Linked DNA regions of Homo sapiens: all the other regions are linked to region 1. Evidence: chromatin loops called from intact Hi-C (ENCODE). Cell type or tissue: PC-9. All regions are shown on one strand. Links, peaks and the distances in the headings refer to the core of each region. The heading gives the core; the rest is flanking DNA. Region 1 overlaps LOC100505774 (a long non-coding RNA gene). Region 2 has its middle 88 kb from the start of PPP1CB-DT. Region 3 has its middle 100 kb from the start of PPP1CB-DT. Region 4 overlaps PLB1 (phospholipase B1). Region 5 overlaps PLB1 (phospholipase B1).

Region 1 (6,261 bases), core at 852-5,851:
TGATGCCTGTAATCTCAGCACTTTGGGAGGCCAAGGCAGGAGGATTACCTGAGGTCAGGAGTTCAAGACCAGCCTGGCCAACATGGTGAAACTCCATCTTTACTAAAAATACAAAAATTAGCTGGGCGTGTTGGCAAGTACCTGTAATCCCAGCTACTCAGGAGGGTGAGGCAGAAGAATTGCTTGAAACAACTGGGAGGCGGAGGTTGCAGTAAGCCGAGATCACGCCATTGCACTCCAGCCTGGGTGACAAGAGCGAAACTCCGTCTCAAAAAAAAAAAAAAGAATGAGGGTTTTACAGTAAGTTGAACAGAAGCAAGTCATGGGAGCTTCTCCATGAAGTCACGTAGCACACAGCAGTACAGGCATGCTGAGCACAGAAGGACCTTCCCTTAGGTGTCATCCTCACACTGGGAGCAGACATATTACACAGATCTCATTATACTGTAACCAGCATTGCACACCATGTTGACTCATCATTTTGAGAATGAGCTACTTGGCTGTTAAACTGCCTCAGTCTCTAGTGAGAATTGTTGAAAAGTAAAATTTTTTCCCAAGTCTCCCCTTAGCTATTTTTCTTTCTTTCTTTCTTTCTTTCTTTTTTTTTTTTGTTAGTAGGGACAGGGTTTTGCCATGTTGGCCACACTGGTCTCGAACTCCTGGCCTCAAGCAATGCGCCCGCCTTGGCCTCCCAAAGTGCTGGGACTACAGTGTTTTTCTTTCTTGATGATGCAATATTTAGTCATAAATATCCTCTGAAATCTTCTCATTGTCCTAATTAAAAGAAGAAACTTTTAAGAAACCAGAAGATAGAAGCCTGCTAGACCAGTCCTCCCATATGAGTCGAACATCAAAGTCGTTTATGAAAAAGGAAGAATCACAAAGTTTCAGTTTGTTACAACATTAGAGTAAGAGAGAAAGAAGCATAGAAAAAGCAGTACAAATAGGAAGCACAAAATAAGGTTATAGAAATGAATCCAAATTTCAGTAATCATAGTAAATGTAAATGGATCAAATTGGCCTTTAAAAGTACAAAAAAAGTTAGAGTTTTAAATATTAGAAATCCAGATATATACTTTTTATAAGAGGCTTGCTAAACTGTAAGGATCAAGAATGACAGAAAGTATAAGTATGTAAAAAATAGAGGCTGAGCACAGTGGCTCACATCTGTAATCCCAGTGCTTTGTAGTACTGGGAGTTGAAGACTAGACCTGGCTACATAGTAAGATCCCATCTCTACAAAAAATACAAAAATTAGCCAGGCGTCGTGGTATGTGCCTATGCTCCCAGCTACTGGGGAGGCTGAGATGGGAGACTTGCTTGAGCCCAGGAGTTTGAGGCTTCAATGAACTGTGATTGCACCACTGCACTCCAGCCTGGGTGACAGAGCAAGACCCTGTCTCAAAAAAGTAATAATAATAATATATATTTTTTAAATTAGCTGGTCACAGCAGCATGTACCTGTAGTCCCAGCTACTCGGGAGCCTGAGGCAAAAGGAGTGCCTGAGCCCAAGGGGTTCAAGGCTGCAGTGAGCCAAATGCCACCGCACTCCAGCCTGGGTAACAGAGCAAGACTCTGTCTCTAATAGAAATTAAAAATAAAAGTGAAAATAAAATATATCTGGCAAATAGCCACCCCTTCAAAAAAGCTAATGTTGTTGTTATTAATATGAGACAAATGAGTTTAAGACAAAAAGCATTTTTAGGGATGAAATGAGTCACTATATTTGATAAAAATTTCACTGGAGGCCGGGTGCAGTGTCTCACGCCTGTAATCCCAGCACTTTGGAAGGCCGAGGAGGGCAGATCACAAGGTCAGGAGATCGAGACCATCCTGGCTAACACGGTGAAACCCCGTCCCTACTAAAAATACAAAACATTAGCCCGCGTGGTGGCGGGCGCCTGTAGTCCCAGCTACTCGGGAGGCTGAGGCAGGAGATTGGCATGAACCCGGGAGCCGGAGCTTGCAGTGAGCTGAGATAGCGCCACTGTAGTCTGGCCTGGGCAAAAGATCGAGACTCTGTCTCAAAAAAAAAAATTTTTTTTTCACTGGAGAGCTATAACAACTCTAAACTTATATGTCCTTAATAACATATCTTCAAAGTATGTAATCTAAAAATTGATAAAACTTTGTTTCAAATTGAAAACATACATGGTGATGAGGATAAAAAAACTGAGGAAGGAAGGAGAGAATAAACATATGTTGAGGGCTTACTATTTGCCAAGACTGTGCCAAATGCTAGGGAAACAAGGATGTGGAGACATAGTTTCTCCCCCCATAAAACTTCCATATGGAAATAATGTATAATGTGATAAAGGTTATAACAGTGGGATATACACTCTTTTTTTTTTTTTCTCTTGAGACGGCATCTTGCTCTGTCATCAGGCTGGAGTGCAGTGGCACAATCTCGGCTCACTGTAACCTCTGCCTCCCAGGTTCAAGGATCCCCCTGCTTCAGCCTCCCAAGTAGCTGGGATTACAGGCACGCACCCCCACACCCGGCTAATTTTTTGTGTTTTTTAGTAGAGACGGGGTTTCACCATGTTGGCCAGGGTGGTCTTGATCTCCTGACCTTGTGATCTGCCTGCCTCGGCCTCCCAAAGTGCTGGGATTACAGGTGTGAGCCACCACACCCGGCCCAAGGGATATACACTCTTAAAATGAATGATGGAAGACAGGATGAAGTTACTATCTGAATCAGAAGAGGAGGGGGTAAAGGAAAACTCATATAGAAATATTTTGAAATGGTCTTAAAGGATGAGTAAGAGTTCACCAGATAGACAAGGGGCAGAGGGGCGAGGACTAGGGAGAAGAGCATGTCAAACAGAGGAAACAATACACACCACCAGCCAGAGAGGTAAGAAAGCATAGCATGTACAGAGGTCTAAAGCATTGGATAAGTAAATTGAGGAAGAAAAAACATTTTTACTGGTAACGATTTCACATGCATGAAGCCTTAGTTTCAGTGACATTTACACACACCAGAAAGAAGAACTGGACAAGGTTCCTCTTCAGCACAGAAGTCACTAGAAAAATATAACTAATCACATGAGGGATGGGAGGAGTTTAGAAAGCTACCAGTTTAATTTCCCTTGGCAAATCCTGCAGTGCAGATTTGCTAAGTTCCAGTGTAATGCACTCTGGTGATGTCATTTTAGCCTCGGATGATTGCACATCCCAAACAACCATGTGACTAATACCCTCTGGCTGTCACCAAAAGTCTAAACAATATGAGCAGCAGTGCTCAGCCTCAGCGTGCTAGCAAGCTGCCTTAGTTCCTCACTTTCAAATTACAATCTGACTTGTTACATGTAATAAACAGGAGGTGAGAAAGGAGAAAGAAAAACAAGTGTGGAAACTATTCCATAGTAGTGCTATGACCTAACACATCCATTTGATTTCAGTTGGCAAGGGAAGCAGAAGATCCAGTTTGACACAAGAAATCAAGAATGGTTGCACAACAGGCTGAGTTGGGAACATCCTTTATATATTGTCAGTCTCTGCCATGGCCGGTAATTCACTCAATTGTGAACAAAATATCTTACAGAGTAGCCAAAAAGTTTTAGAAAATAATGTGCACTTTTTTTTTTATTTTTTTCCCCTTTCATACCTAGTCTGGTAGAATAATCTGCACTTTAGAAGGGACGGCTTTTCTTTCTTTCTTTTAGACAAAACTGTGCCCCTTGATTTTGGATCCCATTTATGCTGATACTTTTAAATAAGCAATTTTCTCATGTGCAGTGGGAATTGACACCTATCTAACCAATTTTTATTTTGTTGATGAAAACTGAAAGCGGAAGCTAGAAGAATGGGGGGATTGTCCTCTTTTCTATATATTTTTTTCTTTTTGATGTCCTTTACTTCAAGTTAAGCCTGGTGTTTGCTTTAATCACAGCAGAAAGCATTTTCCATTTCAGGGAAAGGAGAGAACAGGCCATAAACCCTGTCCCCTGTTTGTTCTCCAACTACCCATTTTTGTCCTTTGCCCTGCCATGTCTTTTCCCCCTCGTTTGCTTCTCCTTTCTTTGTTGATTTCTCAGTTCTTTTCTGGCCTCACTCAAAATGGCAGAAATTACGCAACCTAGTACTTTTTTACACAAGCTCCTTTAGTGTCAAGGATTCATCAAGTGCCTGCCATGTGCCGGAACTGTTCTAGATGCCGAGAATACTACCATGAATGAAATAGACAGAAATCCCGGCTGTCATTGGGCTTTGTCTGAGGGCCATTGGGGAAGGCCTCTCAAAGGAAGTGATAGCTGAGCTGGGATCTGAGTCATGAAGAGGAGTGAGCCCAGGGGACAACAGCTGCAAGAGTGTGCCAATGGGAGAGACCAGCCCAGCAAAAAGGAGAAGCATAAGTCTGGTGCATTCCAGGGACAGGAAGGAATGGGGCAGGGTGCCTTTAAGAGAAAAGCATCAGTTTGGATGAGGAGGGATGTAGGGTCGGGAATACAAAATAAGAGTAATTATGGCTGGGCACAATAGCTCACACCTGTAATCCCAGGACTTTGGGAGGCCAAGGTGGGCGGATCACTTGAGGTCGGGAGTTAGAGACCAGCCTGGCCAACATGGCGAAACCCTGTCTCTACCAAAAATACAAAAATTAGCTAGGCCTGGTGGTACGTGCCTGTAATCCCAGCTACTCGGGAGACTGAGGCAGGAGGCAGAGGTTGCAGTAAACCAAGATCGCGCCACTGCACTCCAGCCTGGGCAAAAGAGTGAAAGTGTGTCTCAAAAAAAAGAGAGAGAGAGAGAGAGAGAGAAATTAACTTAGGGTGAAAGGCATTTTGCCCACAACAAAGGAGGGATTCCTCTAGATCCACCAGATGGAGGAAGGTTTGAGAGAACAAAGATGATGGTTGGGTTCCAGGGTCTGAGTAGAAGCAGGAGAAGGAATCCTCTTTTTTTTTTTTTTTGAGACGGAGTCTCGCTCTGTTGCCCAGGCTGGAGTGCAGTGACGTGATCTCGGCTCACTGCAAGCTCCGCCTCCCGGGTTCACGCCATTCTCCTGCCCCAGCCTCCCTAGTAGCTGGGACTACAGGCACCCGCCACCACGCCCGGCTAATTTTTTGTATTTTTAGTAGAGACGGGGTTTCACCGTGTTAGCCAGGACGGTCTCGATCTCCTGACCTCATGATCTGCCCTCCTTGGCCTCCCAAAGTGCTAGGATTACAGGCGTGAGCCACCGCGCTCAGCTGGAATCCTCTTTCTTTAGAGGTGTGAAGAGTGGGAACTGGGGACCAGTAACTCGGAGAGGCAAGGCCAGGTTCATGGAAGACTGGGGGGACAAATGGACTGATGGCAACACACAAAGACGCACACTTATGCAGTCACATGTGCACAAAGCGACAGCAGGCGCCTTTTCAAAGTATGCCGGGTTGAGTGAAATGACCTAAACGTATCTTTTTATACAGTAAGCAGGAGGGCAGAGACCCTCTTTTTATAGACTACATTCTCAACATTTTTAAAAACATTTGCTCCTGGCAGGGCGCGGTAGCTCACGTCTGTAATCCCAGCACTTTGGCATGCTGAGGCGGGAGAATCACTTGAGGTCAGGAGTTCAAAACCAGCCTGGCCAAAATAGCGAAACCCCATCTCTACTTGAAAAATAAAATACAAAAATCATCTGGGCATGGTGGCACAGGCCTGTAGCCCCAGCTACTCGAGAGGCTAAGGCAGGAGAATTGCTTGAACCTGGCAGAGGGAAGCTGCAGTGAGCTGAGATCGCACCACTGCACTCCAGCCTGGGGGACAGAGTAAGACTCTGTCTCAAAGAGAAAAAAGAAAAAATTGTTCCTTTTCAGTAAACATAAAAACCACATACCCTTGTTTAAAATGGTTTGAAATTTCAAACTAAATAGAGTGACTGGAAAAAACATGCGGGCAATTTCAGAGTATGTTTCTTCAAGTTACTTAAGCCTCCTCCACCCAGACTTTGGTCTGGAACCTTCTGATCTACCCACTTTCCAGGTGAATCCCAGCTGAGCTGCTACAGCCTGGTAAGTGTTGCCAGATCTGCATAGCAGCCTCAGGCTGGGCTCATTAACTCTAAAGGAAAAAGAAAAAGGCAACAACTTAGTGGGCTGCCAAAACTGGTTTTTTCGTTTGTTTGTTTTTGTTTTTAGGCAGGATCTCACCATATCGTCCAGGCTGGAGCGCAATGGCAAGATGTCACTCACTGCAACCTCCACCTCCCAGGTTTAAGCCATTCTCCTGCCTCAGCCTCCTGAGAAGCTGGGATTACAGGCGCCCACCACCAC
Region 2 (6,261 bases), core at 783-5,782, 53 kb before region 1:
TCGGCTCACTTGCAACCTCCACCTCCCGAGTTCAAGTGATTCTCCTGCCTCAGCCTCCTGAGTAGCTGGAATTACAGGCCCAAGCCAGCACGTCCAGCTAATTTTTTGTATTTTTAGTAGAGAAGGGATCTCCCCATGTTGCCCAGGCTGGTCACGAACCCCTGAGCTCAGGCAATCCACCCACCTCTGCCTCTCAAAGTGCTAGGACTGCAGGCAGGAGCCACCATGCCCGGCCCCAGCAATCTGGATTTTAAAAGCCTCTAGGCAGCCAGGCACATTGGCTCATACCTGTAATCCCAGCACTTTGGGAGGCGGAGGCGGAGGTGGGCAGATCACTTGAGGTCAGGAGTTTGAGACCAGCCTGGCCAACATGGTGGAACCTGGTCTCTAATAAAAATACAAAAACTCGCTGGGCATGATGGTGGGCGCCTGTAATCCCAGCTTCTTGGGAAGCTGAGGCAGGAGAATCACTTGAACCCAGGAGGTGGAGGTTGCAGTAAGCCGAGATCAGGCCACTGCACTCCAGCCTGGGTGACAGAGACTCTGTCTCAAAAAAAAAAAAAAAAAAAAATTGGAAGGAAACACACCAAATCAGAGGTGAAAGGGTGGACTAATTCTTAAAATCACAGTACTATTTTATTCAAGTGTCTAACCCAACCCCTTCCTCCAGGATAGTCATGGTAAGGGAAAAGGCCAGGGGTCAGGTACAGAAAGCAGATAGTGTTGCAGGTGTGACCACTGGCCCAGGAAAGGAAGGGTTGGACTGACTTTCCCAAACTGTGTTCCAGATGTTAATATGTGGACCAAGGTCAAAAAAGCTTGGAAAACCCTGCTTTCAATAGCTTTCCCTTGGAAACACACAGTGCATTTCTTTAAGATGCAGAGAAATGTTGTAATAAAGGAACCTGTTGAACTTCGCTGGGTCCAGTATTTCCCATCTTTATTGAGCACAGACCCTTCTTGACACAGAGCATCCTGCAGAGATGCTCTGTTCTGCATTCTGCATTCTACGGAGACATTCTGTTCTGCAGGATGTCAGCTTGGGAAACACAGCCTACAAAAATCATCTGTCTGGAACTTCCCTGGGCTCTCACTGCCGTCCACTGACCGGCCTGCCTTCCTCCATGGACTCGGGCCAATGTAAACACTTAAACCTAGTTCTGTTTTGGACAGGAAGCCTAGAAACAGCCTCTGCTCTATGCAAGGCTCAGTATCAGGCTCCACTCTTGGTATTCTTGGTCTCTTGCCTAGACTCCCTCTGGTTTTTTTGCCCAGTCTCTGTTTGTTGCCAGATATGAGTCCCTGACCATTTTTCCTGGAGAATTCTGAGCCTGGCTTCTTAAAACTCAGACTTTGGACCTGATCTGCTTCTTCCAGGCCTGCCGGTTGGCACACCTCTACCTGCTGCTCCCTCCATCTCTGGGTGTGACCTCTGATCTACTGGTTTCCAGTACCTGTGCCCCTCCCATCTAGAAACAGCCCTGCCCCTCCTGTGGGCATAATATCTCATCACTCCAATGCCAGCTCAGCTCTCTGCACACTTTGTTGGTTAATCTTCAGATGTTTTTCTAAAGAGTTGCATTTTTTTGATAATAAAATAAGCAATGACAAATTGCTAGTAATAAATCTGTCAGGGCTTGGGTGGAGTCTCTGCTGGATGGCAACACTGTGTCCAAGGCAGGCATCAACTCCAATGTGTACAATGTGGTCAAAAGAATTGGAGGCAGACTATTTACATGCTGGTCCTAGACCTGTGACCTTTAACCTCTCTGAACCTCAGTTTTCCCATCTATAAAGTGAGAATACTACCTGTCCCTGGCTACCTTAAAAGGAGGCATTCGGAGGATTAAGATGAAATAAAGTATTATGGGCTTTTTGAAAGTGCACATCACCAAAACAAAGCAAGGTGCTTATTATCAGTGCTTTATGACTTTGTGTCTTTCTGTCCACATCACAGAGTCAGGATGGGGCCAGAGTGAGGCAGTTGTTGATTTATTTTGAGACATAAATCAATGTTTTTCAAAGGTTGACTCTACAAGTTTAAGCTATGAAGTGATGGTGACATCACTGGCCACACCCCCATCCATTCCAGTGAGTTGAGTTTGTGTGAGTGAAGTGACCCATTCAGTGGCTGCTTCGGCACAGAAGCATGGCCATAAACCAGCCGGGGTTGACCACTGTGCCCAGGGAGGCTTGAGTTCCCTCTCTGGATGAGATCAGCACCGTGCCTAGGGCAGGAGGAGTCTTTCTCCAGCCCCCGACCAGAGTACAAGCTGAAGACCTGGTGACGAGACTGCGGAGGGAGGATGTGGCACCCCCTCAGCGTCAACACTCGGGGGAGCGAGTAACAGCATTTGCTCAGGAGTCAGAAGACTGATCTGAGCTGCAGCCCTGCCACTCACCAGCTGTGAGACCTCAGACGTAGGACTTAGTTTCTCGGGCCCTTATACTTCTTTCAAATGGTGATAATGGTGCCTACTTCATAGGCTGAAGTGACAGCAGTATTAAAACTGCCAAAGCACTGTATGAATGCAAGCTGGAGGTGGTGGAGCTGCAGAAGGGGTAGAGGCAGCAGTAGTAAAATGTAGGTGGAGATGGAGGTGTTGTTGATAGTTATGTATAACTAGGATTCCAGAAGAGAATAAGTGAGTCTGTCCCAAATCACCAGAATTAATATCCAAGCTAGACAAGAACCTTGGACCTCAAAGAGCCCAGAAGATGGCAAAGACCCCTAGCAAAATGATCATTGGCCTTCTATGCCCATGGGACTCTATTGCTCACCTCCCTGGAATTCAAGAAGGCTTTAATCACAACAAGTGCACAGTACAGGCTGCAGGAAAACCTCTTTACTATAGAAGTGTCCCAGGGCACCAGCAGAGGGAGGAGAGGAAAAGCTGGCTTTTTCTTTTTGTCTGGTGCTGGGTCACTGGACTACAGAGCTCAAGAGGCTACAGACAAGGCCGGGATCTAAACTTGAGTTCCAACCTACAATCTTCCACTTTCTGGTGAAGCCACCTTCAGCCTTTCTAGCAGCTTCTCAAGTGAGGCCCATGAGGGACTTTAACAAGATCCTCAGGAGATTAATATGCACATTAAAATTTAAGAGGCACTGATATCAAGTGTTGTGTCTGTGCTTAAAGTCCCTCATTGGTCTCTGGTGTTCTTTTTTCCACAGTATTCAATTGAATATTCATTCCTGTTCATTCAACAGATACTTACTATGCACCTGCCTCATGCTAGACACTGCGGATATGGCAGTAAATAACACTGACAGTCTAGGTCCTCAAAGAGCTTATGGCAATGTTGTCAAAAGAAGTGAAAACCAAGATCATGGTCATAGCCCATCTGCTAGGGCAGATGCTTACCTGGCTGAACTCGGAGATGCCCAGAGCACTGGACATTCATCATGACACCTTCCCCTGAAGACACCTCGTTGAATAGCAGGGCACAGAAAGCTGTTTAGGTTACAGGTACTGGAATACAGTGACGGCACAGTACGCGGAGCTGAATTGCTGCAAGGAACATGGCTGTGCTTTGGTCAAGCACAGGCCGAGGTATACATCCAGAGTGACTCAGCGAGTTTACAGTGCAGGCGTATAACTCCACCTGTTATCACAGCCATGTAGCCATAACACGGGAAGGCTTATCACTTGGCTCTAAGCCACTATTGTCTGTAAAGACATAATTGCCTTGCTGACACTGTACAGGCGTGCTGGAACCCAGAGAAAGAGAGAGACAGAGCTGTCCGTCTTTGCAGATGAACAGAGGGGAGCCAGGACACAGCTCAGGCTGCTCGTGCCCAGAGAAAGAATTAAGCTGCTGACCCTGAAGGCAAACGAGAGCCGGCTGTGCAGCTCTGTGTGGGAGTGGCCAGAGTAAGCAGCCTAGACAGAGCGGACAGTATAAGTGAACAGCTGATGAGAGATGCTGAATAAAGCCACGTCTGATTTACCTGCTGTCTCTCAAGTGTTCTTTCAGCCACCGCCGCCCGCCGCCCCGTCCACCCACTCCTCGAGTGTTCTTCCAGCAACCCCCACACCTTGCCCCATCCACCCACTCCCCTCGGATCTCAGCTGGGGCTGGAACCTGACAATTGCTGAGCTGGGGCCTCTCTTCCTGGCCACCCTCTCCTCCTTGTCCTCTCTCTTCTCTACTTTTCCTCTCCCCTCCTCTTCTTTCTCCTCTTCCAGAATTGTCTGACCCCAAAGAGGGCTCCTATATTCTTTCCTACCATTTTTTTCTCCTGTTTCTTTCAGAAATCTCCACATGTATTTTACCAGTCTGTGTAGCAAAAACAACTGAGCATACTACAGCTCTCAAAAGTTTGTTTAAAGCCAGGATGACACACACACATCACACACCCCTCACACACAGCACTTAGGAACAGCTATAGCTTTGCAACGTTGACTTTTCCTTTTGAACACTCTTTGGCTCAAATGCATAGTTGGGGCAAGCCAATCATCCGCCCACAGGCGCCAGGACGCTGGGAGGCCTCCAGCTGCTCTGCTCCAGGAAGATTAAGTACAGCTGTGATGCTCTGCTGTGCCAGGCAACCCTGCAGTTGAATTACATTTTGAAGGTCCACAGGCCCTCCCCTTCCTCTGGCAGATTCTGCCAACAGCAGCAAATGCAGCTCAAACTCCGGTGGGGACAGGGGGAGAACACTGAGCAAGCAGGGCTGTTTGAAGCAGCAGAATCCAAATTCATGTCTTGGCTATGAGGCAGAAATTTCAGAAATGTATTCCTACAGAGGGGAATAAATCACTGAGTTGTCTTGAACTTGTGGTACAGAGTGGATGGGCTGCCTGAGTGCCTGAGCCCACACTCCACCTCGGCTCCTCCTAACATGAAACCAGAGCTAGACTGTTTGTCCACGATCAATGTTGTGGATGAAGCCCAGATCCCAACCTCTCCTGTAATTGCGATGGATATTGTGTGACCAGACTGTGCCCAGAGGACTGAACTTGATCTCCAGGATAGAATATCTGACATAGATTCTCTCTTACTAAAAGAAAAGAAAGAAAATTGCCTCTAGCTTTCCAAGTGAAAGAAACTTAGCTGAACTCCCTCTTTCCAAGCCCCCATTTACAACAAAGCTAACATGAACAGACTAATAACGTGTGCACCTCAAGGCATTTGGGTTTTTAAGTTCTGGGGTACAAGTGCAGGTTTGTTACACAGGAAAATGTGTGCCATGGTGGTTTGCTGCACAGATCAACCCATCACTTAAGTATTAAGGCCAGCAGGCATTAGCTATTTTTCCTGATGCTCTCCCTCCCCAATTCCCCACATAGGCCCCAATGTGTGTTGTTCCCCTCCCTGTGTCTACATGTTCTTCTCATTGTTCAGCTTCCACTTATAAATGAAAACATGTCGTGTTTGGTTTTCTGTTCCTGCATTAGTTGGCTGAGGATAATGGCTTCCAGTTCCATCCATGTCCCTGCAAAAGATATGATCTCGTTCCTTTTTATGGCTGCATAGTATTCCATGGTGTCTATGTACCACATTTTCTTTATCCAGTCTATCATGGATGGGCATTTGGGTTGATTCCATGTCTCTGCTATTGTGAATAGTGCTGCAATGAACGCACATGTGCATGTGTCTTTATAATCTGCTCCCTCTTCCCAGTCCACATGCATTATAGAGGGCTGGAGTCCCTCTCTTACTTTGAAAACCCAAATGCCAGAGGCTCTGTATTGCATGATTCCACCCCTATAATGCATGTGGACTGGAAAGAGGGAGCAGAGGGAACGAGAGAGGACTGACATTGACTCCCAGTCTTCTCCATGACGCCATAGGTGCCTGATCTCCTTCATCCTCATTACTGAAATCATATTTGTAAGACATGATGATACAATTTTATGGATGAGGAAACTGAAGCTGAGCAAGATGAAGAGACATTCTCTTGAAAGAGCTGAGTTTACACAGCAAAGTCAGGATTCAGAGCCTGGCTGGCCTGATTCCAAAGTGCTTTCCACTATAACTCACCATGTTCGAGAAGCCAACAAAGTTTCAGAAACCTCCTCCAGGGAGAGCATGGGCAGGGCCATGGACAGGGGAGGTAGACTTGTAATTAAAGCTTGGAAAATCCATGACATCTTTGGACACTATCTGACTGATAATTCACCCCACGTTGTTTCCCAGCAATGGAACTGGGGCTCCGGCATTGGCAGTCCTGCCTCCTACAGGCCCTGACACCTTTCACCATCCTGAGCCAATTCTGGATAAGAGTGTGGCCAGTCGTGGATGCCGGAGTTACCG
Region 3 (6,261 bases), core at 725-5,724, 67 kb before region 1:
ATGTGTGACATTATAGCACAAGCTTGTCCAACCCACAGCCCGCATGCGTCCCAGGATGGTTTTGAATGCCACCCAACACAAATTTGTAAATTTTCTTAAAACATTATGAGATTTGTGTGTGTGTGTGTGTGTGTGATTTTCTTTTTTAGCTCATCCCCTATCTTTAGTGTTAGTTAGTTTAGTGTTAGTGTATTTTATGTGTGGCCCAAGACAATTCTTCCAATGTGTCCCAGAAAAGCCAAAAGATTGAATACCCTTGTTCTAGCAGCTAATAAATCATTTAATTAGGAAAAACAATCCCTGTGAGAATCAAATGTAACAACTAGCAAGATTAGATCCACATATTTTATATAACAGCAGCACTGAAAAAAAGACTATGTATGTTTAGAAAGATAAAAGACAAAAGGAATTTAAAACATGAGGCAAGAACACCATGTTATTTTTTAAAAATAAAGGCAGATTTGTGAAAGAACTAAGAACCAGATAAAACTTCCAGAAATGAAATACATTGTTATTAGAGAAAAATAAACTTCAGTAAATGTGTTCAAATAGCAGGCTGGGCCCTTAGTGAACCAACATTTGTGTGTTTACTGTATACCCGGTACTGTTTTTAGCAGTAAGTCTGTATTTTTTATTAATTCTCACAATAGCCCCTTGAAGTAGGTGCTATTATAATCCTTACAGAGAAAATGAAGCATGTCCTGTATCTTTTCAGTCTTTTTGTAAGAATTAAATGAGATAAAAACAATACTCAAAAAATAGGTATTCAATAATTAGCTCTCTCTCTCTCTCTCCTTTCTATATCAGTATTAATTCCAATACAATATGATTCAGGGGCTTTGTAAAATAATCGCAATAATTAAAATATACTTGGCACCTTACAGTTTACAAAACATTTTAATATGTTCTCATTTGATCCATACCACAAACTTGTAAGATAAGCAAAGTACAGTACAGTGGTTCCCCCGCTTATTAGTGGGTGATACATTCTTTTGTTTTTTCTTTTTTGAGACAGAGTCTCGCTCTGTTGCCCAGGCTGGAGCGCAGTGGCACAATCTCAGTTCACTGTAGTCTCCACCTCCCAGGCTCAAGCGATCCTCCTGCCTCAGCCTCCCAAGGAGTTGAGACTACAGGCGCACACCACCACGCCTGGCTAATTTTTCTATTTTTTGTAGAGACAGGGTTTCAACATGCTGCCCAAGCTGGTTTTGAACTCCTGAGTTCAGGTGATCCACCAGCCTTCGCGTCCCAAAGTGCTGGGATTATAGGTGTAACAGGCCACCATGGCTGGCCTATTAGGGGATACATTCTAAGAATCCCGTGGCTCAGTGGATGCCTGAAACCATGGATAGTGGTGAACCCTATATATACTATGCTTTTTCCTATACATTCATACCTATGATAAGGTTTAATTTGTAACTTAAAGTGAGATGAACAACAATAAAAGAATTATGATATACAATAAAAATTATGTGAATGTGGTCTGTCTTGCCTACTCACCCTTCTTGTTTTGATGTTGGTGTGAGATGGTACCATGACTACGGGATGAGATGAAGTGAGGGGAATGAGGTTAGGCTACTATTGACTTTCTGACCTTGAGGAACTGAAACCACAGAAAGCAAAATCGTGGATAAGGAGGGGCGACTATATCATTAAGAAAATGTACCTCAAACTTAGAAATAAGTGACCACATGTCCTGTCAATGTTATTTAACAATATTCTAAGAAATATTTAGTTATCTAGACCGTACCTATGTTTGACTTTGTCATTTATTACTATTTAATTAGAGCTTAACGCTACGAAATTATGTTGACTTGTGGATTTCTGACCGGCAAAAAAGATAACCTCAAGGTTATGGTTTTATGCCCCTATAGCACATTATCCAGTTTTGTGTCTATTAGCAAAAGCATTTCAGCTTGCCAGGGCTTAGCAAAAGCATGACACTCAATTGTTCCACTACCACCACTCCCATCTTCGTGCAATGCTCAGAAGACACTGAACAAGTCACTCTAAGCTCAATCCACTGTTCTGGCAACTGGCACTGTGACATAGCAAGGGCCTGTCTGCTGTCTTGGAGAGGCCTAGAGTCTACTACTATTGGACCCTGGCTACGTCACCCAGCAAGAAGTATGCTGCTGTCAGAACAATTTCAAACAGTGCTCAGGGGAGTAGACACAGAAAAGGAAGTGAGGAGGATGAAAAGGAGAGGAAATTAAGGAATCCCCTAAATATTCCCATGTTTTAGTCATTTGAATTTTATTTTTATGATCAATTAAGATCTGAAATACAATCAACCTCAATGACTGAAGAATCCGCACTCCCCAGGGAGTAGGGGATAAGATGGGAGTGAGAAAAGGATTCTAATCCTGAGTAGTTAGGAATGACCCTATTTCTTCAACTGTAACAAAATGGGATAAAAGGCTGTCTGTGGATTAAATGAGAAAGTGTGTGAAAGGGTCTGGCATAGAGCAGGTGCTTGATAAGTGAAGCTGTGGTTATTCTCATTCCTCGTGTGCAAGCCTGGGCTGGAAGTGTGTCCATTAGACCTGCCAACCCCCGCCCCTCCCCACCATGCTCCACCACACATCACCCACCCTGGTTCTCCAGATATTTTCATCCAAAGCCTGGAAGAAAAGTATTGGCCTTATGCTACTGCCTACAGGGAGGTCCCTCTGTTGAGTGGAACAACTAAGGCTGCAACTGTGGATCCCACACTCCAGGGTGGGCACAGCACCCACACAGCCTGCCTTTGACTGCTCTTTTGAGCATTGTTAAAAATTCTATTCTGAGTTGTCTGTCTTCACTAATGTCCCAAAAAGCCAATGAAAGCACCTGATGGTACAGCCTCCAAGTGCGAGCATCTTGGGTGGGCCCTCAACTTCAGGAACATCTCAGCATCCAGGAAGACAGGAAGGGCAGGCTCCCAACCACCCCCCAAGCCCCAAATCACCCTGGGAGGCAAATGCCTTCTCTGCCACTTCTGCCAGGGGACTTTGTAACACAAATATTCAGTCTGGTCTGAGGTTAAATTCATTTCTAGACTTGATTTCAAACGTGGCAATGGGCCTGAGGTCTGCTACCAGCTGAAGCAAGTCCCCCAAGCCAGCCCCTGTCAGGACTACCCCATCCTGACCCAGACCGAGGACCGGTGGTGGAATTTGTGGGGTCTAGTGCGAAGTTAAAATATAGGGCCCCTTGTTGAAAAATGATTAATTTTAAGACAGCAACAGCAGAGCATTAAACCAAGCATGAGGCCCTTCTGAATATGAGTCCCTGTGTGACTCATGGGTCACACACCCACAACGCTGGCCCTGCCTAAACCCTTTGATTCTCTGTGCTCTTCAAAAGCTGGAGTGACAGGCCATGACAGCACCTCTGTCCTCTCTCTGTGGGCAGAAAAAGGGAGGAGGCCAAGAGGTCTCAACCACCTAGAGAGGAAGGTGGTATGGCCCCATGGCAGAGGCCAGGATGCCTGCAGGGCAACTTGGTTTTTTCCACTTGCTGGGAAAACTGCTCAGAGCATGTTTCCTGTGACCAGAGGATCGATGATAACGTCATTATATATGGAGGCTCAATTACGACCTTTCTTTTCCGGTTCTAATTCTGCAACTCATTTTACACAGCAGGGCACATGATCAGGATTCTCTTTGGGTCTGAAATCCCCTAGGGAGACAAACACAATTTCCCAAATTGTCCCCAGGGCAGCCTTCCTTCCAGAATGCACCACAGGTGCCTGTGAAATCAACCCCACTGGCATCCTAAGGCTGATTTCTACCTCACAAGGCTGGTGCGAGAATTTGGGGTGGTCATGAGTGTAGAGCCCAGAGCACTGCCTGACTCATAATCAGCCCTCAATAAGTTTAGATATTATTAGCGTTAGTCATACATGCCTCTTCCATTTTCATATTTTTGATTGCTTTTGTTGTTCTGCCAAATGATTTATTCAGTATTTCCCCCACCCCAAATTGATATTTCTGTTGTTCCTATGCCAGGAATACCTTTTCCCCTATACATCTCCATTCCTTCCGTCAGCCACTCAGCCAACACGGCTGAGCCTCCTGATGTGTCCCGTGCAGGCCATGAGGAAACCTGGATGAGGAAGGCACGGAACTGCCTCCAAGCTTTCACAGTCTGCTGCAGGGATCACCACTTTGACAATGTACCTGCACCCACAAAAAATATTAGCACATGCACATCAACATAGAGACTTATTTATAAGTTTTAGACACAGTTGTCCCTCCATACCCATGGGGATTCATTCTAGGATCCTCTGTGGGTACCAAAATTCACAGCTGCTCAAGTCCCTGATGTAAAATAGCATAGTATTTGCATATAACCTATGCACATCATCCTGTATACTTTTTTTTCTTTTTTGAGATGGAGTCTTCACTCTTGTCGCCTAGGCTAGAGTGCAATGGCACAACCTCAGCTCCCAGGTTCAACCAATTCTCCTGCCTCAGCCTCCTGAGTAGCTGGGATTTACTGGGATTACAGGCGCACAGCACCACACCTGGCTAATTTTTGTAGTTTTAGTAGAGATGGGTTTAACCATGTTGGCCAGGCTGGTCTCGAACTCCTGACCTCAAGTGAAACACCTGCCTCAGCCTCCCAAAGTGCTAGGATTACAGGTATGAGCCACTGCACCTGGCCTCCTATATACTTTAAATCACCTCTAGATTACTTATAATACCCAATACAATATGTTATGTAAATGTTGTTATACTGTATTGTTTAGAAAATAATGACAAGGAAAAAGTCTCTTCATGTTCAGTACAGACACAATTTCTTTTCCAAATATTTTCAATTCAAGACTGATTGAATCTACAGATGCAGAACCCATAAATATGGAGGGTTCACTGTATATAGGTATTACTACATACACATATAATTTACATACTATATAAATGACAAAACAGTCATCAATTAAAAATTTGTAAAGAACAAGATTAAGATGAAGTAAGCATTTTGCTCTTGCTAAAACAGTAATATGTTAAGGGCAAGTATTTTGACTGAATGTTTCACTATTTTTAAAATCTTGATTTAAAACATCGTTAGTTTTACTTGTAAGATTAGTTCTACTTGTGAGGTTCCTTACAAAGATGGGTAACTCCAAATGGAAGATGCCTCTTGTTGGTTGTATTAAATGAATAATGATTCTCATTCAACTATAGAAAGATTTCTGTTAAAATGTCACCAATAAACTACCCTTCTCCCTGATGTCAATCTTTTTTCCCCTCCGCCAAGACGGAGTCTTGCTCTGTCACCCAGGCTGGAGTGCAGTGGTGCAACCTCTGCTCACTGCAACCTCTGCCTCCTGGGTTCAAGCGATTCTCCTGCCTCAGCCTCCCAAGTACCTGGGATTACAGGCACACACCACCACACCCGGCTAATTTTTTGTATTTTTAGTAGTGACAAGGTGTCACCATACTAGCCAGGCTGGTCTCAAACTCCTGACCTCGTGATCCACCTGCCTCAGCCTCCCAAAGTGTTAGGATTACAGGCATGAGCCACCACGCCTGGCTTATGTCAATCATTTTTAAGGAGGATGGCAACATAATTGAAAGGTGTTCTTTTTATTTAATTTATTTTAATAGTTATATTTTGGGGGTGGGTTTTTTTTTATTTGTATTCTTTCTCTGGAAGAGAAGCTGTTCCATTTTTTGCAAATGAGTTCAAACCCCACTGATACTCTTGATTTTGAAATTTTTAGAGAGAGTTTAAAAAGTCTACTTCCAGACTTTTTTAATGTACATAGATACGAGACATGATATACTTGGAGCTCATTTTTAGCTATAGCATCACTTAATAGTGGCAACATTTCCAAACATTCATTTTCAAAAGTCAACTTTCCCCTGACCTTTTAAAGAAATTACCACGTCCCACACTGCATGTTTCTTTCAAAAAACAATTATTTCCTCTCCTTTTACTATGCAGTCAGTTTATTTTTTCTAAAACGTTAGGTAATATATTACTGACAACCAATTGTCATCACAGAACAGTTCAGCAAGTTTGAATAGTTGTCTATTGATTTAAAATGCAGAATTCACCTTCAAGCTTGACAGCTGTTAAGCACATTACCAACATACTTTTATGGTGACTCTCCATCTCATTACCAAACAAGAACTCTATACTTGTAAGTCTTGCATTTATAACAAATAGCACATTGATGGTATACTATCACAGATTGTGTACTTCTGGATTTGCTGCCACAAGTCACCAGGAAGTGATACAGTGAAAGAATTTCATTTATGGTACTATTGT
Region 4 (6,261 bases), core at 460-5,459, 110 kb before region 1:
TACCAACCCTATAGCCATACTGAATATCAGCCATGGAGGGCCCTTTCCAAACTGTCCACTCCCCTTCCATTACATAACAAAAGCAGCCATCATTTGCTCTTTCTTTCAACAAACGTGTATTGAGTACTGAGTTGGAGCCTAAGCACTGGGTCAGGGAGAGCCCTGTCACCCTGGGCTTCGAGGCAACCACTTCCAGGCTTTACCCCAGATCAGGCAGAGACCCCCAAAAGGAGGCTGCTCCACCCAGCAGCATCTTAAGCTGAGTGGGCTCAGTGCCTCCCTTCTAGACAGAGCCCAATGGAGCCACTGCACTGATTTGCAGAGGTGAGCAGATCCAGCCTCGTGGAACCAGTAGAAGCCCAGCCCTGGTGAAGCTGTTGCTAAGCAACATTGGAGCCCATTCTGAAAGGGTCCATCTGTTGGCCAGCCCAACTTCACTGTGTTCTGAGCATTCTGCATTCCTCAGTCCCATCTGCTCCCTCCCATGTGCCTTGGAGTGATATAAAAGTCCACCAGCATCTCAGTGTGAGCTGACAGGGGCCAGGCAGCACCTATTTTTGTCCTAGATGTGTCTAAACATAGAGGCAACAGGCAACAGGCAAGACGCAGTGGGGGGCGGGAGGCAGGAGGCCGAGATGGCTGTGAGCATGAGCTTTCTCAGCCTCCTCCCTTCTCCCATCCGCAGTCTAACTGCTCATACGTTCTGTGTGCCAGGTAGGGTGACTTAACAGCACGCCATGGATTTCTGTTGTAGTTTCAAGTTGGACAAATTCTTTTACAGACAACTTTTGACTAGCCTTCTGTGGACTGAGCCTATACTCTGCCTTAATGGGCTCTCTGCCCACTCCTTTCCTAACCCCAGGGCAGCTGGCTGAACACCTGGTCCTTTTCTTAGGTTTCATTCTTTTTGACCTCTCTGAAGCCCTTGTCAAAAGTCACCACCTCCCCCTTGAAATTCACTCCTTCCTGGGTTTGTGGACACTAAATCGCCTTGATTTTTCTGGTCTTCTGTTTGCTTGCCTTTAATGACCCTCCTCCTCCCTTTCCCCAGTCTTGAAAATGTAGATATTCTCCAATTTTCATGTCTCCATTCTATTTTCTTTCCTTTTTCACTCACTTTTTGAAACAGGGTCTTGCTCCGTCTCCCAGGCTGGAAGTGCAGTGGCGCAATCACAGCTCTCTGCAGCTTTCAACTCCTAGGCTCAAGCCATCCTCCCACCTCAGCCTCCTGAGTAGTTGGGACTGCAGGCATGCACCACCATGCCCAGCTAATTTTGGTTTATTTGTTTTGGTAGAGGTGGGGTCTTGCCATTTTGCTCAGGCTGATTTTGAACTCTGGACTCAAGTGATCCATCAGCCTTGGCCTTCCAAAGAGCTGGGATTACAAGTGTGAGCAGCTGTGCCCGGCCTCTGTTTTCTTTTCTCTCTCTCCACATCCTCTCACTCTGAGACTTACCCATTTCCAGGATTTCCTGTAAAATTTCTTTGTGCTGGATTCCTCAGTCTCTCAATCTGTGTCTTCATTTCTCCTTTCCCGAACTCCAATCCTCTATTTCTGACCTTTAAAATACATTTCCCCTTGGATGCTCTATCTGGTATAAGGTTACCCAAAAGGCAGATTAATGTATGATCAAGCAGGAGGGGGCTGAAATAAGTTCATGTATCATACCCTATCTTTTCTTATGAGAAAAAGCCGAAGTTTATCAAATTCCCTTAAACTTAGTTTGTTGTTTAGCAGTGCTTCTGTATTGAATTACATATAAGTGACATTGTTATCTTTTTGACGCTCAGAGCTTCTAAATCCAATCCTGCCATGACCCCACCACCATCTCAAGCTTAACATTCATTCAAAAAATAATTTTCTGAGCAAGGAGTGTCTAAATAGGAACTAATTCTTTGTCTTCCCAAACTCTCTGTTCCTTAGGAGTTCTCTATTTCTGCCAACTTCATTAGGGTTTTCAAGCTCTACAGGCATGAAATGTCAGGGACCCTATCTAATCGGATTCTTACCAGTCCTCCAGAATCTAATAGGATTCTTCCCACCTGTCCCTCTTCCTTTTCCCACTGCCACTGCAGGGGCTCAGATTCTCATCACTTTGTACGTTAAAGGCTAACTAGTCGCACCTTCCCACCATGAAACAATAGACTTATGTAATCTTAGGTTCTCAGTGGGGAGGGCCTTAGACTTCTGTGGATGCAATCTCTCATAGAATAATGGAATTCTTCTACCACATCCCTCCCAAGACACCCTATGGCCTCTGCTTAAATGTTCACACTTTCTTTTTTATTTATTTATTTATTTGACTTTAAGTTCCAGGATACATGTGCAGAAGGTGCAGGTTTGTTACATAAGTATACATGTGCCATGGTGGTTTGCTGTACCTATCAACCGGTCATCTAGATTTTAAGCTGTGCATGCATTAGGTATTTGTCCTAATGCTCTCTGTCCCCAAATGTTCACACTTTCTTACCACCTGAAATCAGTGTAGGTAAAGAACCAGCACTTTTTTTTTTTTAATTAATAGTGATGGGGTCTCACTCTGTTGCCCAGGCTGGTCTCAAACTCCTGAGCTCAAGCAATCTTCCCACACTGGCCTCCCAAAGTGCTGGGATTACATGTGTGAACCACCACACTCGGCCGGAACTAGCACTTTTTGAATGGAATGGGATAGAAAACCTCTTAGGACATCCCGTGAAATACCATTATGTCCTCCTGCCTCTGACTGCCACCACCCAGCTGAGAGTCTTCTCAGTTCCAGCCACTCATTGCACACATGGCTGCCAACCCCTGCCTCATATGGGTATTTCTCCTTGGAATGTGGCCCCTTGTAAGGTGGTGACTGTACATCTGGTTTGATCCAACCAGCACAACCAGCGAAGAAAATCACCCCTCCTTCCCCATGGAACTACACCTGGTAAAGCAGCCAGGATGTTGATGGCCTTGTCCCACAGCCACTGACTCACGTTGCTGACTCACATCAGGAGGCTGGCTGGGCTCTGCCTCCCCAGGCAGCCCACACCGTCTTTGCATGGCTGGAACTACTAGACCGGTTCCTTGTTCTGCCATTCAGTCGGCCCCCCTTTCTACTCACGGGGGCTCCAAATCTAGCCTTCAAGAGCCAGTCAGGCTCAATCAAACCCCTCTTTCACGTCATCTGCTTTGGCTCCAGGCCTTTAAACCACTCTGACTCATGCATGCACCAAATGGTCAATGGTCAATAAACCCAGCTAAAAACAAGCCCAATAAAACCCAATAAAACCCATTAGACAGGAACATAGGAGTTGGAAAAAAAAGAAAAGAAGGGGAGGGGGAGGAAAGCCCTGAGGCACCCCGGCTGCCTGTCTGCCACAACCCTGGGCTGTAATTGTTCTTGCCATGGCCTCAGTCTGCAACACATTCTAGTGTCTCCTTGACCTCTAGCCCTCTAGCTCTGCCTCCCTTTCCCCAACCTGTAGATCTTGTGATCAAATAGATTCAATGAAACACATTGTCCAGTTGCACTCGCAGCACTTCCAAAAAGGTCAAGTTTGTCCTTCCCTCAGTGCCTCCCATTCTGGTCACGGTAGGACTGACTCCAGCCCCTGGACCCTAAGCTGAGTCTGGGCTCCTTTGACGTGCAGGGAGAATGCCACTGAGTCTTGTCTCTGAGGACCCTACCTCTCCAAATCTTGCCTCAGTTCCTCAGCAGGTACTACACTGACTGGCCATGCCATTCTCTGATGCTTCACTGCCTCAGCTTCTCAAGTCTGTCTCCCCACCTGAGCCAATTGTGAGTTTCTCTCTCTCCTCCTCTCATCCTGGCACCTAGAAATGCTCTCTAACGCTTGAGCTGCTCAACCAGCATGGGTCACTTGTTTATAGCATGCTCCCAGATCGCCCTCTTTGTTGGTGAATGCTCAGGGAATGCTTACTGTTAACCCGAGACAAGCCCAAGTAGCTACATGGACCTGCCACCATAAGCCCTCTCCTGTCTTATGCTGTTGTAGAGGGTCCAGGGCTCACTTCTCCCACTTGGCCCTGAGTACCTCTCCTTGAAAGGATGTCAGGGGCTGGGCGCAGTGGCTCACGTCTGTAACCCCAGCACTTTGGGAGGCTGAGGCGGGCGGATCACCAGGTCAGGAGATCGAGACCATCCTGGCTAACATGGTGAACCCCCCGTCTCTACTAAAAATACAAAAAATAAAAATAGCCATTTGTGGTGGCAGGTGCCTGTAGTCCCAGCTACTCGGGAGGCTGAGGCAGGAAAATGGCATGAACCCAGAAGGCAGAGTTTGCAGTGAGCCGAGATCGCGCCACTGCACTCCAGCCTGGGCAACAGAGCAAGACTCCGTCTCAAAAAAGCAAGCAAGAAAGAAAGGATATCGGTTACCTGTTTCAGACAGGAATGCTGAGACCAGGGAAAGGGGAGACTTGTCGGGTGCCTCAGGGAACCAGTATCTGAGCTGGGGGCTGAGAGCTCTGTGTGGGTGGACTCTGTCCTCCCAGTCGCTGCTGAGTCCCTCTCTTCCTTTCCCGCTGTCTGACCAACAGGGTTTTTGTTGGCCTGACCTCCAGTGTGAGGAACGGAACCAGGCAAGAGGCTTGTCCAGTCAGCTCTGGCCCCAGTTTGGCATTCATCACTTGTTCCCTAACCTGGAACCCGTCCCTTCCTCACTCTGGGGCTCAGCAGCTGCTCATCTATAAAGTGGGGCATTTGGGGGTTGCAAAGTCAGTCATCTACAATGCCAGGCAAGAACATGGTTGCGTACATGTGGTCAGGTATGAGACGAGATCACTTTTCCAACATTCTGGTTTTCCCTTTTTTTTTTTTTTTTTGAAACAGAGTCTTGCTCTGTTACCCAGACTGGAGTGAACTGGCATGATCTCATCTTACTGCAACCCCTGCCTCCCAGGTTCAAACAATTCTCATGCCTCAACCTCTCAAGTAGCTGAGATTACAGATGTGTACCACACCTGGATTTTTTTTTTTTTTTTTTTGTATTTTTAGTAGAGACAGGGTTTCACCATGTTGTCCAGGCTGGTCTTGAACTCTTGGCCTCATGTGATGAACCCCCCCTTGGCCTCCCAAAGTGCTGGGGTTACAGGTGTGAGCCACTGTGCCCAGACTAATTTTTTTTTTTTTTATTGAAACAGAGTCTCACTCTGTTGCCCAGGCTGGAGTGCACTGGCACAATTATAGCTCACTGTAACCACAAACTCCTGGGTTCAAGCAATCCTTCTGCTTCAGCCTCTTGAGTAGCTAGGATTACAGGCACATGCCACCATGTTGAGCTAATTTATTTTTTTAATTTGTCGTAGAGATGGGGTCTTGCTATGCTTCCCAAGCTGGTATTAAACTCTTGGCCCCAAGCAATCCTCCTACCCTGGCCTCCCAAAACGCTGGGAATACAGGCATGGGCCACTGTGCCAGCCTGGTTTTTTCTTCTTGTTCCCATTTTATTCTCACATTTTCAGACCATGGGCTTACTACTCCACTGAGCACATTTTGTGAGAGTGCTCACAGCCCTGGGCCCGGTTGCTGTTTCCTGATCTCAGTCTTATCAACTTGATCTTGCTTTGCTGTCATTTATACATTTTCTCATTAGCTTTCTCCCCATTTCTTCTTTGTCTGCTTCCTTCTTCCTTCTTTAACTAACTCCTCACCTGCAACTGGGGGGACTTGGATTCTTGACTGGGCTTATGTGAAAACTGATTGTAAAACAGATAGGTAAGTAGGGAATGAGGAGGGTGTTTTACAAGAAAAAAAAAATGACTAAGATACAGGAACCCAACCTAAAGAGGAAAAGACATACAGTTCAAAGGAGGCAGAAAGAAAAACATTACAGATACTCAAATATATTGATAATCATAACACTTTCTGGAAGATTAAAAAAATGCTGAAACATGAATCCCTTGCTAGAGAAATTACAAAGCCAAGAAAATAGATAGGTCTGAGGATTAGGGAGCTGTTCAGTTGCTAGGAGGAACACAAAAGCACAGACCCCAGACTACAATGGGTATGAAACCCTCTGCACGCCTTTTGTTGTCCATCCCTTGCCAAAGCTGTTATGTAAAACCCTCCGGGGGAATGAATGAAATTATGTTTATACAGTTCTTTCTATATAAGTGCAGAAGAATCATGTTAAATAAATCTACAGGGCAGGATTGTTAGTTTTTCTCCTTCTCAAGCAAACTTCAGTGCTGTCAGATAACTTCTCCATGTGTTTTTTTTTCTCTTAGAATGAGCCCTTCCTGAGAACCCCTCGGAATAGTAACTACAC
Region 5 (6,261 bases), core at 907-5,906, 120 kb before region 1:
CTCTTGCCTCCTCTTGACTCACCAGGCAATGCAATGGGCAACCCCTGGGCTGGGACAGGCCCAACAGGACAGGGTGGGAAAGCGGGCAAGAGTTCTAGATGGGCATAAAGGCCACCCACCTGACCTTCAGATGGGGTAGTGGGCAGAGTAAATGCCGTGGATAACAGCTGGAAGGCATCCAGCCAACCCAATCACAGCTTCACTGCGACATAAGTGAAGAGAAATCCCCTTCCTTGTAGAGCTGGTGCAGAAGCAGGGGCAGGTGTGGAGTGGGGTCATTTGTTGCTGCCCTGATTCTTGCATTGGACGGTGGAGGGGTCTGAACTCGATGAGTGGACCTCGATCTGTGGCCGCTACGCAAAATCACCTAGGGAGCCTTCTTCAAAGGCCCTTTTGAGGCCCCTCCCTAGGAGTAGGACCCAGGAATCTGTATTTTTCAAAGTTCTTGGGGTACATCTGATAGCCAGTTTTTCTGGTCCCTTTCAACCCTGAGATTCTGGGATTTGTTCTATGCCCTTAGGGTCATGGGACCTGGCTGCCATGCAGGGACAGAGCCCCTTCTGCCTTGCACCCTACCTCAGGTAAGCCCCCTATGGCACAGCAGGACCCAGGGCCCCTCCACAGGGGCTGCTATGCTGGTGAGTCCTCTGACCTGACTTTCACACTCACTAAATGGCACAGTGACGGCCAGTGCTTGCTGTCTGCCTGGGTGGTCACCTGGGATGAGTCCCTGTTTCGCACCACTCTGGCTGGTGGTGACACCATGCCCAGCAGGCACCAAGGCACCTAGGACCAGGAGCCGTCTCCTGCCCACCTGCGCCTCTTAGAGCACAAGCAGAGGAGCCCTGTGAGCACACCCTTGGTGGCTCAGCCCAGAGGTGGGCCCCAGTCCCAAGAGGAAGCTGGCTCTGTGGCCCTAGGCTCTGCAATCACTGCCGCCTACAGTAGGGCCTGGAAGTTTCCCTGGGCTGTTCAGAAGAGATGTGGGGGCAAGGAAAGGCCCAACATGGCTATTCTCAGACTCTTGGTGGAAATTCAGAACCCACCTTTAAACGGGCTGCACGTCAGGTCCTGCACCTCGTCTTAATGTGGTTTGATGCCCGTCTAGTTGTGCACTCAGGCCATGGCTGTCATCTCCCATGACCACTGGCACTAAAATGAGCTCCTACTCTGCCCTGCCCTCCCTCCCACCTTTCCCTTCTTCCTTCCCTCCATCTCTCCTTCTCCCTTTCCCCACTTTTCTTCTTCTCCCTCCTTCTCCCTCTCTGCACCTCTCTTTCCCTGTAGGTCCAGGATTAGTTGTGTCTTACGGGAAAACTGTCCTCATATAACTTTGCCTCCATGGCACTGTGCACACCCAGCCCTGCATGGCCCCAGTGCTCATGCAGATTGTGTTTTGGATCTTGCTTGAAGCCAGAGGCACTAGAGTGTGACTGTGGCTTCCCTCCTGCAGCCCTAAGTGTGTCCACTTGTCTTTCCAGTGCATGCCCTGAGACCTGCAGACATCCAAGTTGTGGCTGCTCTGGGGGATTCTCTGACCGTAAGGACTCTTGGGCCCCAGGTGGTTTGGGGATAACTAGGCCAGCTCCAGATCCCAGTCCTCTTAACTTAAGGGTCTGCATGCCTGTCCTCTGCCTTATCTTGCCCCTCTACCTGGCTCTGTCAATCCAAGAGCATGCCAGTTATTTGATTTGCGGCCACTTTCTCAAACGGATATGCAGAGGAAATCTTTTTTGGGAGTGAACTGAATTGTTTCTGCGGGCAGAGATTTTGAACACCCAATAACACTTTTTTAATATATGTAAAAATATGTCATTCTGACTCAAAATTCTCCTAAACCTCCCTGTGCGGGCGCTCTTTTTCCTTTGGATTATGCTTTATAATCAGCTGAGACCCTCACATCTGTTTCTTCTTTGCATCTGCATGGAAAGCAGCAGGACTCCTTAGTTGTGGATGAAGCTCTGCTCCTAACTTCCAAGAAATGGGGCTATTTTACTATCCCAGATCATCACTTTCCAGGAGCATGTGCAAGGCCTTGAGAATACCTTACAGAATGCCCCAGAGGGAAAGAGGAGAAATGTGAGACTTAGGAGAGATCTGTCCACTGCAGTCGCTTAAGCCAATGAGCTCTCTCTTCATGCTCATAAAGAACGTAGGGGCATAACGCTGGGAACGACATTATTAACACTCTCTCACGTTTGTAAAACACTTGAGAGTTTTCAAAGTGGTTTTTACAACTGTAATCCAATTTGATCCCCAAAACACTCCCTGTGAGATGAGCAGGGCGTGTCCTCAGCTCAGCGAGGAGGCAGCTAAGAGTTGGGGAAGGCACACAGCTGGAGAGGAGGATGGCAGACTTAGAGCCAGGGGCTCCTGGTTCCATGTCTGCTCCTGCCACCACGAGTGCATTGGGAACCCCCTCTTTGGAAGCCCTGTGCATTCACAGCCTCCCTGTTCTCTGACTTGCTAATTTTCCTATGGACTCTGGTATATTTTCAAAGGCTGGCAATGGAATTGGCTCCAAACCAGACGACCTCCCCGATGTCACCACACAGTATCGGGGACTGTCATACAGGTAATGTTAACCTTTGACCTCTCCCAGCGTTCCCCCCACAACAGAGATTAGGTGTGGCTTTGTCTCCTGTAAATATGTAAATCCCAGAGGTCGAAGACTTGGTCTGGAAGGGGCTTTCAGAAAGAAAAAGCTATATATTTCTGCAAAATGTGAACATTTGGTGAGTGGAGAGGATATTTTACTGTTGATAATCTTTTTTTTTTTTTTGATTGTGCAGAGAAAGTAAACCAGGGTTCTTATCAGACTCCTGGGTCAGCAAATCCAACAGGAAATGCACCAGAAAAGCACCAAATCCCTGAATCTTCACCTCCCCGCTTGCATGTATACGTGTACACGTGGTGTTCCTACGTCTCTGTTTACTGTCTTTATGTGTTTATTCATGTTGTCTTGTAGTCACACAGCTGCCTTTACATATATGTACACATCTGCACAGAAAACCTCTGAAACCCATCGCACACTTCGAGAGGCCATAACCAAGACACAATCACAATCAGCCATGTCTTGAAAGATTAGCAATTCGACAAGAGGAAAGGGTGAGAAAGGGCATCCCGAACACGGAAGTGGAGAAGCTCAGGGTGTGTCAGGCGAGCGGTTGCGTGTAGATATTCTCAAGTTTCTTTCTCTCCTAATAAAGTTCTCATTCCTGTAGGCTTCAAAGTAAGTGGCGAGTAGCTCAGAATTTACCTGGGAAAACAACTAGAACGAAGCTGGCCACAAGGGGGCAGCGTGCTAATGAGTGGCGGAGCCAGGACAGCACCTTTGCTGCCGCCTCCCTTTTCTTCTGAGTCAGTTTGCTTCCTGGGGAAGTGACAGGGAGCAGGGAGGGGGTGATCAAGACTGTGAAGGTTCTCTGGCCAGACCTGAGCAGAGTCCCAGAGAGGATGGGTTTCCAGGGCGAGAGGGAGGCGCCATCACTCGGCCTGTACCACCCACAACGAGGACCTAGGTTGTCCTTAGCATGAGGACATCAACCTCTCAAGAACAGAGGTCAGTGCCTTCCTGCGCCAAGGTCCCTGCGTTTCCACAAGTCCTTGGTCAGGTACCTGGTCCTAACAGGCTGCCATGGAACAAATCAGAGCCTCACTGACTCACCATTCTGCTCCTAATGAGGCTACAAGAAAAAAAACCAGAGGAGAGAAAGCAGAGCTTATTACAATCAGGAAAGAGCATGAGGTTCTGGCAGCTGCACTTGGTCTCAGCTAAAGAAGGCAATGACCTCATACGATAGCATGGGAAACAAAAATCAAGCAGACGAACCACATTGCAGGTGATAGATACGCGACGTGCACCTGGTGGGGCAGCCTGGGGAAGTGAGGTGATGTGCCCTACTTTAAAACAGATCGACCAGCTGGGCTCCTGGGATTCAGATATGAACCAGCAGTCCTCTACTAAAAGTTTCTTTCTGCAGCGATGGGAAAATTCAGCCATTGCTCTGTTTCTTCCAACAAGTGAAGTCCATTACAGCCTAATGTCTCAATCTTTTAGTTCTAGCTCTAAGGCCTCAGGTTCAATGGCTGCTGTCCCTTTAAACCCTTCATTTGTCCTAAATGTTTCAAATAGCTGCCCCCAAATGCACGTGTGTTAAAGATGGAAGCTCTAGGTCGGGGTCTGAGAGACAGCTTGACACTTGGTAGAATACATAGACTACTGTGTCTCAAAGTGTGTTCCATGGAACATTAACTCCAGACCTGTTCCTGGAGAAGAGAAAATCCTTTGTATCTGAGGGGGAAACATTACCATAACCTTCCTTTGGGGAATTCATGTGTGTATTAGCATATTAAAGGCTCTCATAAGGCCTGCAATGCAGAAATCTATTTAAGTTTTATCTGTTTAACCCAATGTTTCCCTTAATTCCAGAACATTTTCTTTGTTCATAACACCTGTTAACACCTCCTGAAAGTGTTCACGTAGTAGACTTATCTGAGAAAAGCAATTTTTGAGCCGTTAAAGCTTCTAGATTGGACAAACTAGGCAATTAATGATACTAGATCAATTCAGAATGCAATTTGAGCCTCTTCCCCCTGGGAAACAAAGTGAAAAGAGTGGATCTCATGGAATTAGGGGAGAAGTAGACCCAGAATTCATGGGGGGTGGGTGGCTGTGAACAGGACCTGCAGAAGAGGCTCGGCTGTGAATATTTCCAAGGCCCCTTGACCTGTGAGATTCTGTAGTGAACGGTTCCAGCTTTGGCCAGCTTAACAATGTGCTGGGCCCCAAGGTCTTGAGAGCATTGCCTTTTCTTCCATTGAAATAAGTTCGCTTGTTTGGGACCATTCAAAGGATCAAAATAAAATTTACTTACCAAAAAAGTTGCCTTTGTTTTATTAACTAGGGGGTCAATCTCATATGACTGAAACTCCTTCAACAAATGTTACTGAGCATCTACTCTATTTTTCTGTACACTTTAGGTGACAACAGATGACCAGAGCCCAGCCATTGAGCTCTGTAACATAAATTGAGTGTAACATAAATGATATCCATCTGAAGGGTCTAAGGTGGACTAGCTGTTTGATATGGGTCTACTTCCTTTCACGTTTCATGGTTCTGATCAAAATGAGAGTTTGAATATTTTTGCGCTTTTGTGTTTATTTGTCATAATCCTTTTCTTCTGGAAGTTTTCACTTTAAAATGGAAGTCAGGGAGAGATTTTCATAGCCTGTTGGTCTTGATTAGCCACCATACTTGTTTTAAAATGAAGATACCTTTAAACAAGAAATTACAGTAGGAAGTACTTGATGCGTTTGTGTTTGTGTGTCTATGTTTATATCTTTATTGAAGGAGAAAAGGAGGCAGAATTAGAACACAAGTGATTGGCAGAGGTATATAAATTTATACTTCTTTTCAAATGTAAAATATTCTGATTGGGTGCCTTTAGTCCAGAAAAAGAAGGATTAGAAAGCAACAGCTTCATGCAGAGCTGGAAAAGAATCAGACGCTTAAACAAACGCCCATCCACGAGCAAGTTAGGCTCAGACATCTAACGGAAGGGTGGGGAGCGAGAACTGAGTGAAGGAGAAGGGTAAGATTTACGGCATCTGCCTTCTCTCTACCACCTGAATTGCTTGCAGAGCCTCTGACTTAAGTCCTTGACCACTCTGGCATGCAATAGTCCACTTCATTCCAAGCATTCCTTGAATGAAGAACAACTATGACTCATGGCCTGTCCCTTAGAAGTCTTTGCTGGTGGGCTGGAAGCTAAGGCCACGTTCTTAAAATCCATTGGCCTGGGCCAGGCGCGGTGGCTCACGCCTGTAATCCCAGCACTTTGGGAGGCTGAGGCGGGCGAATCATGAGGTCAGGAGATCGAGACCATCCTGGCTAACACGGTGGAACCCCATCTCTACTAAAAAACAGAAAAAATTAGCTGGGCATGGTGGCGGGTACCTGTAGTCCCAGCTACTCGGGAGGCTGAGGCAGGAGAATGGCATGAACCCGGGAGGCGGAGCTTGCATTGAGTGGAGATCACACCACTGCACTCCAGCCTGGGCGACAGAGCAAGACTCCGTCTCGAAAAAAAAAAAAAAAAAAATCCATTGACCTGGAATATAACATGCTGGGATTCGAAAAAGAGACACAGAAGAAAAAGAACAGTAAATACCATATATATGAATATCAGATTTTGGTAAAATAGAAATAGTACTTGTCTTCTGTGTGTCCTACTCAATTTATTAATAAATGCATAAAAG

Evidence for each region. Peaks named below come from ENCODE experiments on the same cell type or tissue, not always from the same donor. Only the 100,000 strongest peaks of a DNase experiment are listed, where the experiment ranks them.
Region 2: a loop joins it to region 1, with 2.6 times the contacts of the local background. A loop is called at or near these places in 14 of 110 quality-filtered maps.
Region 3: a loop joins it to region 1, with 5 times the contacts of the local background. A loop is called at or near these places in 5 of 110 quality-filtered maps.
Region 4: it touches region 1 in a loop (8-fold over the local background); 10 of 110 quality-filtered maps call a loop at or near these places.
Region 5: a loop joins it to region 1, with 11 times the contacts of the local background. A loop is called at or near these places in 11 of 110 quality-filtered maps.

Annotation. Positions count from the first base shown.
Region 1 is chr2:28,713,337-28,719,597 of GRCh38, forward strand. All of the region lies in intron 1 of LOC100505774 (a long non-coding RNA gene), which reads right to left. Among named protein-coding and RNA genes, the nearest start is that of PPP1CB-DT, 35 kb to the right of the region's middle. In PC-9, for the core only: no CTCF peak of the experiment used is centred there; DNase peaks (open chromatin) are centred at 3,285 and 4,285; H3K4me3 peaks cover 1,524 bases; H3K27ac peaks cover 3,876 bases.
Region 2 is chr2:28,660,717-28,666,977 of GRCh38, forward strand. No RefSeq gene overlaps it. Among named protein-coding and RNA genes, the nearest start is that of PPP1CB-DT, 88 kb to the right of the region's middle. In PC-9, for the core only: a CTCF peak has its summit at 2,925 (motif pointing right); DNase peaks (open chromatin) are centred at 1,175, 1,535, 2,065 and 2,835; H3K27ac peaks cover 1,780 bases.
Region 3 is chr2:28,646,320-28,652,580 of GRCh38, forward strand. No RefSeq gene overlaps it. Among named protein-coding and RNA genes, the nearest start is that of PPP1CB-DT, 100 kb to the right of the region's middle. In PC-9, for the core only: no CTCF peak of the experiment used is centred there; DNase peaks (open chromatin) are centred at 1,562, 3,392 and 3,762; H3K4me3 peaks cover 937 bases; H3K27ac peaks cover 2,892 bases.
Region 4 is chr2:28,607,811-28,614,071 of GRCh38, forward strand. PLB1 (phospholipase B1) reads left to right here. Exons shown (of 58, transcript NM_153021.5): 44 at 6,221-6,261. Among named protein-coding and RNA genes, the nearest start is that of PLB1, 110 kb to the left of the region's middle. RefSeq lists enhancers at 1-361, 2,853-3,122, 2,892-3,186, 3,167-3,831. In PC-9, for the core only: no CTCF peak of the experiment used is centred there; a DNase peak (open chromatin) is centred at 2,861; H3K4me3 peaks cover 18 bases; H3K27ac peaks cover 3,634 bases.
Region 5 is chr2:28,591,180-28,597,440 of GRCh38, forward strand. It overlaps PLB1 (phospholipase B1), which reads left to right. Exons shown (of 58, transcript NM_153021.5): 31 at 521-581; 32 at 1,482-1,540; 33 at 2,502-2,575. Among named protein-coding and RNA genes, the nearest start is that of PLB1, 98 kb to the left of the region's middle. RefSeq lists enhancers at 1-292, 5,583-5,877. In PC-9, for the core only: CTCF peaks have their summits at 3,330 (motif pointing right) and 3,533; DNase peaks (open chromatin) are centred at 3,262, 3,672 and 5,692; H3K27ac peaks cover 3,491 bases.